Regions from separate parts of the Homo sapiens genome. Here region 2 is linked to region 1. The links are chromatin contacts, found by Hi-C or POLR2A ChIA-PET in ENCODE. All regions are on one chromosome and are shown on one strand. Each heading gives the region's core, a stretch centred on a gene start or an enhancer-like site at or near the end of the contact. The rest is flanking DNA. Distances are from core to core; before and after follow the strand shown.

What was found. Hi-C counts contacts between places; a loop is a spot of excess contacts on that map. ChIA-PET counts read pairs that join two places held with the same protein, here RNA polymerase II (POLR2A). Pooled maps may share reads with other maps.
Region 2: a pooled map shows a loop between it and region 1 (4-fold over the local background). The contact joins two enhancer-like sites. A Hi-C loop is called at or near these places in 8 of 50 pooled maps. POLR2A ChIA-PET finds 5 or more read pairs at or near these places in 5 of 52 experiments (CD8-positive, alpha-beta memory T cell, GM12878, H1 and 2 more).

The regions. Positions count from the first base shown.
Region 1 is chr20:53,684,473-53,688,490 of GRCh38, forward strand. No RefSeq gene overlaps it. Among named protein-coding and RNA genes, the nearest start is that of ZNF217, 93 kb to the left of the region's middle. Within about 2 kb of position 1,724, at least 2 of the 41 ENCODE cell types and tissues checked have a DNase peak (open chromatin) inside an H3K27ac peak, as active enhancers do; they include GM12878, where a contact is called at or near this core.
Region 2 is chr20:53,897,707-53,901,724 of GRCh38, forward strand. No RefSeq gene overlaps it. Among named protein-coding and RNA genes, the nearest start is that of BCAS1-AS1, 16 kb to the right of the region's middle. Within about 2 kb of position 2,130, at least 19 of the 41 ENCODE cell types and tissues checked have a DNase peak (open chromatin) inside an H3K27ac peak, as active enhancers do; they include GM12878, where a contact is called at or near this core.

The sequences.
Region 1 (4,018 bases), core at 474-2,973:
TAAAAATACAAAAATTAGCGGGGTGTGGTGGTGGGCGCCTGTAATCCCAGCTACTTGGGAGGCTGAGGCAGAAGAGGTGGAGGTTGCAGTGAGCCAAGATCACACCACTGCACTCCAACCTGGGTGACAGAGAGAGACCCTGACTCAAAAATAAATAAATAAATAAATATATACGATTTTTTTTTTTTTGGAGGCAGGGCCTTGCTGGATCACCCAGGCTAGAGTGCAGGCACAATCTCGGCTCATTGCAACCCCCGCTTCCCAGGCTCAAGACATCTCCCACCTCAGCCTCCTGAGTAGCTGGGACTACAGGCACGTGCCACCACACCTGGCTAATTTTTTGTATTTTTGGTAGAGACGGGGGTCTCACTATGGTATCCAGGCTGGTCTCAAACTCCTGAGCTCAAGTGATCATCCCGCCTCAGCCTCCCCAAGTGCTGGAATTACAGGCGTGAGTCCCCTCCCTCGGTCGATTTTAGGAATGTAAAGGCTGGTAGAGCACTTCCAACTCCCTGTGTTTGGATTCACGGATTCTTCATGGAGCATTTCCCCAGGAAAAGACACACAAACAGATTAGGTGCACAATTACAGGGGTTTCATTAATATTCTCCAAGTTTATTTATGGATTCCCTAGACTTCCAAGATAAGGGCACTTGGTTTTACAGCATAATCCCCATATTTTATCACCCATAGGTTCACAGGATTGGGTGACTTGTTCAGGAGACTTAGTGAAGTGTTGTTCGTTTAATGTCTACGCTAAGTGAGTAAATGTATGGTCCTCAGTATTCTCAACCCTAAGTTACGGAATTGCTAGACACAGGGCCAGCTTCATGGGTGTATGTCTTGGGCAGCAGTTGCTTAGGGCTCTGTGCTCGGAAGCAGCCCGTCTCGAATGTCTGGGCTCAAGCAGTCTTCCCTCCTCAGCCTCCCAAAGTGCTGGGACTGCGCGCATGCACTACTGCACCCTGCCACTTTGAAATTTTTAATAACTTTTTGAACAAGAAGCCATGTGTTTTCATTTTGCACTGGACCTTACAAATTATGTAGCTGGCCCTTATTAGACATTGTGACACCTAAGAGAGACCACCCCCTGGGAGGACTGAACACTTGAAAAAATAATATTTATTGAGCAGGTATTAATTCATTTAACCTTCACAATGACCCGGTGTGGCAGGTTCTAATTTTACCCACATTTTACAGATGAGGAAAGCATTCTGTAAATGCAGTCAATTCTTGAAATGTCTAGTGTTGCTTAGTAATTAGAGGGCCTTACTTATGACCAAGAAGTTTACAATTTTGCCTATTTGCATACATTCTCCATCTATTTTAAACAAACAAGAGCCAAAAAACAAAACAAAACAAGCAACAACAACAACAAAACAAGAAAAAGTTGAGCCCCAGCTGTGCAGATTTCTTTCTGAAAACACTGGGTTATTATATTGAGTATTTTAGTACTAATTTAGAAAGTATTTTGATCTTGATTCGTCTACTGATCATGTCAGAATCCAACTCTGAATAATACTGAACGTGATTAGAGTCCCCAGAACTGAGCCAGACTGGGTCTGCAGAAAGTTCTTACAGCTACCAAAGATGGCTTGATATGTGTCTGGTGGGGGTAGGGAGGAGAGTGTGGCCTGTGGTTCCTCACAGCGGGGAGCAAGTGGCCTGTGGGTGGAAGAAACTGTCACTTCACCTGCAGCTGGGGGCACCCATCTTATTCATTACAAGGTCTGAGGAAGCTGGTTTACCAGGTCAGAATTCAGAAACGTGGATTTCACCTTTACCAGCTACTCAGCCCTAAGGCAGTTCACAATCTGAGTAACCATGGGCTGCTGAATTGTGATTGTTTAAAAACAGGCCGGGCTCAGTGGCTCATGCCTGTAATCCCAGCACTTTGGGAGGCTGAGGTGGGTGGATCACGAGGTCAGGAGATCGAGATCATCTGGGTAACATAGTGAAACCCTGTCTCTACTGAAAAAAAAAAAATACAAAAATTGGCTGGGTGTGGTGGTGCGTGCCTGTAATCCCAAGCTACTCGGGAGGCTGAGGCAGGAGAATCGCATGAACCCAGGAGGCAGAGGTTGCAGTGAGCTGAGATTGTGTTACTGCACTCCAGCCTGGCAACAAAGCTAGACTCCGTCTCAAAAAATATAAATAAATAAATAAAAATAATATGGCCCAGCCTGGGCACCGTGGCTCACGCCTGTATTCCTAGCACTTTGGGAGGCCAAGGTGGGTGGATAGCCTGAGGTCAGGAGTTTGAGACCAGCCTGGTTGGTGAAACCTCGTCTATATTAAAAAAATACAAAAAATTAGCTGGGCATGGTGGCGGGCGCCTGTAATCCCAGCTACTCGGGAGGCTGAGGCAGGAGAATCGCTTGAATCCAGGAGGTGGAGGTTGCAGTGAGCCGAGATTGTGCCACTGTACTCCAACCTGGGCAACAAGAGCAAAACTCTGTCTCAAAAAATATATAATAATAATAATAATAATAATATGGCTGGGTGTGGTGGCTCACGCCTGTAATCCCAGCACTTTGGGAGGCTGAGGCGGGTGGATCACCTGAGGTCAGGAGTTTGAGACCAGCCTCCAACATGGTGAAACTCCATCTCTACTAAAAACACAAAAAAATTAGCCAGGCGTAGTGGTGCACGCCTGTAATCCCAGCTACTCAGGAGGCTGAGAAAGGAGAATCACTTAAACCCAGAAGGCGGAGGTTGCAGTGAGCTGAGATCGTGCCATTGCACTGCAGCCTGGGCGAGGAGCGAAACTCTATCTCAAAAAAAATAAATAAATAAAATAAAAATAATATGGATTGCTAACTCAAAAGAGAACTGAAAGTTTTTTCTCTTCGCACTAAATAAAACCTCCCAAACTGTGGGGCCTTTAGATGCTAAAAGAAATGCTAGATTTTCTAATTAGTCTTCTCTAATAAAATACTTTTACAGTTTTCTGTGCCAACTGGTATATTATTCCCATAATTATTTGATTAAAAAGGAATGAAGTTCTTTGAAAACCATATTATGGTAATATTAGAACTGAAATTATACTTGTCATTTCATACTATTGCCTATGGAGTTTTTGATCTTTCTCATTATGCCGATTTGTGAGATTTCTTTTTCTTTCTGTGGGAAAACCCTGTGGACTTCTCTTCTTCCCTCCCGCCCTTCTTTCCTTCCTCCCTTCCTTCTTTCCTTCCAAAAGAAATGAACTGGTTTATTATTTTGTAGGATATGCATTATTTCCTATATAATTTTGGGACAAGCTGGTTTCCTTTCATGAGTAATTTATTAATACACTGTATTTAAAAAATCTAAATATAGGGGTGTGGGGATGGGAAAAAAAGAAAAAACTAAATATTATAATTGAGCCTGATTGCATGATATGTATTCATGTATTTCAGCCTAAACATGAAAATAAATACCCAAGTTTCTTTTTAAACACCCAGTATTTAAAAGTGCTAGGCTCTGCAACAGGCGCTGTAAATATTGAGCTGATGAAAACCAGTTTAAACAATTATTGCTTTATTTTAAACATTTATTGAGGTTCTATGCTAAGAACCTCTAGATTCTCTGAATTTTTTTTCTACTTTAAAAAATAGAGACGGGATCTCACTACGTTGCCCAGGCTGGTCTTGAACTCCTGGGCTCAGTGATTCTCCCACCTTGGCCTCCCAGAGTGCTAGGATTAAAGGCATGGGCCACCATACCCAGCCTAGATTGTCTCATTTAATCCAGAGAAACATGCAAGGAGATGATATTATTATCCATGTATTACTCATGAGAAACACCCAGAGAGATTAAGTAACTTGTCCAAGGACACACAGCTATTGAATGGTGGTGCTGATTATAAAACTAGATCTGTCTGATTGCAAATCAAGATCACTTATAACTGTTGGGTGTGGTGGCTCACACATATAATCCCAGCACTTTGGGAGGCTGAGGTGGGAAAATTGGCTTGAAGCCAAGAGTACCAAACCAGCCTGGTCAACATATCAAGACTGTTTCTACAGGCCGGGCG
Region 2 (4,018 bases), core at 880-3,379, 210 kb after region 1:
GGCGTGGTGGCGTGTGCCTGTAGTCCCAGCTACTTGGGAGGCTGAGGCAGGAGAATTGCTTGAACCTGGGAGGTGGAGGTTGCAATGAGCTGAGATCTCGCCACTGCACTCCAGCCTGGTGACAGAGTGAGACTCCGCCTCAACAACAACAACAAAAAACCCCAAAAACCCCCCAAAATAAAAAACAAAAACAGAGCTAGTTCAAGCTATGAATAACACATCCAGAACATTCTGGTGACAGGAAGAAGCCTTCAGAAACAGAATAGCCTGTTGGCTATTCTCAGCTGGCCATTTGGTCCTGGATGGACTCAGTCAGGCTCATGATACTCATTGTATTGTAATCACCCCAGCATGCAAACAGATTGGACAACAGTTCAAAGACTGGGCAACAGAACACAATTAAGAAGTGATTAACTTACGGGAAAAGATGAAAAGAGCTCAAGTATGAAAGCCATGTGGCAGAAAACCCTGGGAGGAGGTGATCACCATTTCCAAGCATTGAAATTCCATAAATAAAAGGCTAGAAGAGGAACTTCTCGGGGGATGATTTAAAAGGTAATGGCATATCTTTGAACAATGAGGATTCCAGGCTGAAATCTCAAGAGGAAGCTTCCTTGTTGTGGTTCTCGACAGGAATAATCCGTTGAGGAAATGATAGAATTCCTTTTAACGTGTCGGTAGGTGAAACAGCAAGAGGAACACAGGCCAATCAGATAATGTGAATTTGTCCTCCAGCAAGTGCTGCACCGGAGCTTAGTGAATGAGTAAGGTTCTCCCAGACTCAGGGCAAAGGGAGCACAGGCTCCACTATAGGCAGCAGTTGATGGAGAACCTCGATTTGGACGGAAGAAAATTCCTGGTTTCTCTTTTTCTGAGGCTGAAGAAGAACAGAAGCTCATCAAATAGAGGAGGGCTGGCTACTCCTGTAGCCATAAAAAGGGAGACGTAGATATTTTCAGCTTTGCAGACCCTCCAGGCTCTGTGTCAACCGCTCACCTCTGCCTTCGTAGACTAAATGCAGTCATAGACATGGGTAAATAATGTGTGTGGCTGTGTTTTAATAAAACTTTATTTGCAGAAACAGGCAGTGCCTAGGGAGCATGGTTTGCTGACGGCTGATCTCAAGAAGCGGGAAAGACGCCCTGTAAAAGAGCGAGGAAATTTAAAGAGAATGGGTTCAAGTACCATCTCTACACTTAACGGCTAGTTAATTAACCTTTGTGAACACTTGGGGTTTTTTTTTGTCCATGAAAAGGGTTAATTGCAGTGCCTCCCTCATGGGTTTGTTCTCAGAATCAAATGGAACAATGTCTGAATAATGCTTATCATAGGCCTGGGTGCACAGAGGTACTAAAATAAGAGAAAGAGTAAAAAGAATGCACATTTTATTATAGTTCTTACCCTATTCTATTGGGTTTATGTAACTGTTTCCTTCACTAGTATGAGCTCCTGAAGTTCAAAAATCCCACTTAGTTAACACACGTCTCCAGTACCCATCATGGTGGCACATGGTGGGTGGTGTTTTGGGTTTGAAAGCAGCACTGGGGATGGGGGTTGGGGGCAGTGGTTTAGTGAGGGAAGGCTCCCATGGGAGTGGGAACCAAGGAAGCAGGACACGGTGGGAGAAGGAGCGAAGCAGAGGTTTTTGTGAACTGGAGTCTAGCTTCAGCCTGATGCCTTGGGGATATACATTGCGTGTATCGGGAGCAGATACTGCACCCCAGCATTAGCTCATGTTGAAGCAAAGGCGCTGGCCTTTCATGGCCTGGAACAGTCAGTTACTGGCTGTAGGCTGGCCTCATTAAGAGTGAGGAGATAATCTCCCAGGTGAATTGGCTTCTGTGCTGCTGAATGAGAGCAGCTGGGAGCTGTTAGCTCTGCCAATGGGGTGGGGGGATGGGTGAGGGGGGCATGACAGCTTCTCTGCAGTGCCCAATTATTGCTTGTTCCATAAAAGCCTATGTGTTCTGTGGTTATGCTCTAAATCACCCGTGAAACACAGCTGGTTTATAGGAAACGGGAGAAGGGCAGAGCCAGGGTGACTAAGTCATCACCTGTCACTCCAAAGATAAATTGTTTAGCTGAGAGGCTGAGCCCAGAGATGGTGAGGAACCTGACTCAAGGATGGTGATGTTCTCTCTTTGCAGGGACAGGAAGTGGCTTCTTTTTTCAGTGGCCTGTGGGCGTTTCCTTTGCCTGGAGGAGTGTGTGGTACCATCCAGACTGAGGGTTGCTGAAATCCCTCACCGGGCTTGACACAAGTGCCAATAATGCCACAGTAACATCTGCCTGGGTTCTGGCATCTGGCGAGAGTGGGATTGAATCCCAGCTCTGCCACTTTAGCCATGTGACCTTGAACCAATGACTTAGCAATATAAGCCTTATTTTCCATGTCTGTAAAATGGGAATAGCAATACTTCCCAATTCTTAGGGCTTTTGTGAGGCTTAGAGTTAATGCTTATAAAATGGCTGGCACTTAATTAAACTCCAATTTCAATACACGGTAATTTTATTTACTTTCTTTGTTATGATGGTGTATTTGTTATGTATTTATAGAAATGGTATTGTTCAGTTAATGTTTCCCAGTTGTCATTTGCATATTACTTTGGATTTTTGCCATATCTGTTGCCACCTGTACTATTATTTATTTAGCATACATTAGTTGACTCTTGAAAATAAAACTTAAATAGTTTTAATAGGACCAGGGCAATAAGGGGTTTGGATGGGCTAGTGCTTGGCCTATGATAAGTATGCTATGAATGGGAGCTACTATTATCATCAACACTGACATTAAATGACTCTTAGTTTTGTATCCTATCTGGGAATTTGCATTGACTCATTTCATTTCTTCCTTTTAGAATCAAGTTGCTTGCATTCTCTCCATTGGATGAGGTCACGTCTTTACTCCTGCCTGAGCTAATTGATGTATTCTTAAAGTGGCTTGCTTGGCTAAGAATTTCATGCATAGTATCAGGGGATTTTTTCTTTCCTCTGTTAAATAACTTGGGCTCTGACAGATTACAAGGAAGTTATTACTCAGAGCTAAGTGCTCAAAACTGATTGTAGGGAGCAGTGGAAATTCCCCTTCCTTGCCTAAAATAACTGGAACTGGAACATGACAATATGAGCTTTGTCCAGGCTTGAAACAATATCCTTTCCAAGTGAATTTTGTACGGAAATACTTACCAATATATAGTGGTAGTTCTCACTGACAGGCTAGAAAAAGGTTAGTCATTCCCCGTATTCCATAGCTAAAAGGGCCATTGTTAGGGACAATAAGCCCCCGAGGAGTGAAATTTAAGCATGTGGACATAGTAATATTGGACTTACCTGACTTCTCCCTGCCCCTTATCCCATTTGATTCCTTCACTATCAAAAGAATCTAATTCCGGAAATAGACATGCTCTCCATTTGTTTGATTATTTTTATTGCAAGTATGTTTGTGACAACCTTCCCCTGAACACCCCCGAGCAGGTCCTGAGGAAACGGGAGAAGGAAATGCTCAGGTCCTTATAGTAGATGCGAGTTCAGAGTAGCTGACTCAGATGAATGTCCGTGAGTTCAAATTCCACAGCAGTTTTTAATCCCATGTCTTGAGCTGTTTCAGAAGGTTGATAATTAGCAAGGGCATGTGTCCAGCCCTCGCAGACTCAGGATGTAAAGATCTGGAGATTTTGTTGGAGTGAGTATTCCATTGCTGAACTGTTATGCTCATTATTACAGATTAAAAAAATAAACTGGGCAAGATCTTGTGAAGTGCTTCACTCTGTTTTTTTTTTGTTGTTGTTTTTGTTAATAAAAATTTCTTATTAAAAAAAATTTAAGGCTAAGTGGAAAAGGGGGGCAGGAATAAAAGTGGGAATCCGTCAATGAGCTTTTTTTGTTATTATAAGCTCCAAGAAATTTTGTTAGTGCTGGTCATATTAGCTAGTGTTAAGATTTTCTCAAGGCCTGAAATCTACTGCATGCAATTTATTAAGCTGCAGCACCCGTGCCAGGAAACATTCCCCTCTAAAGG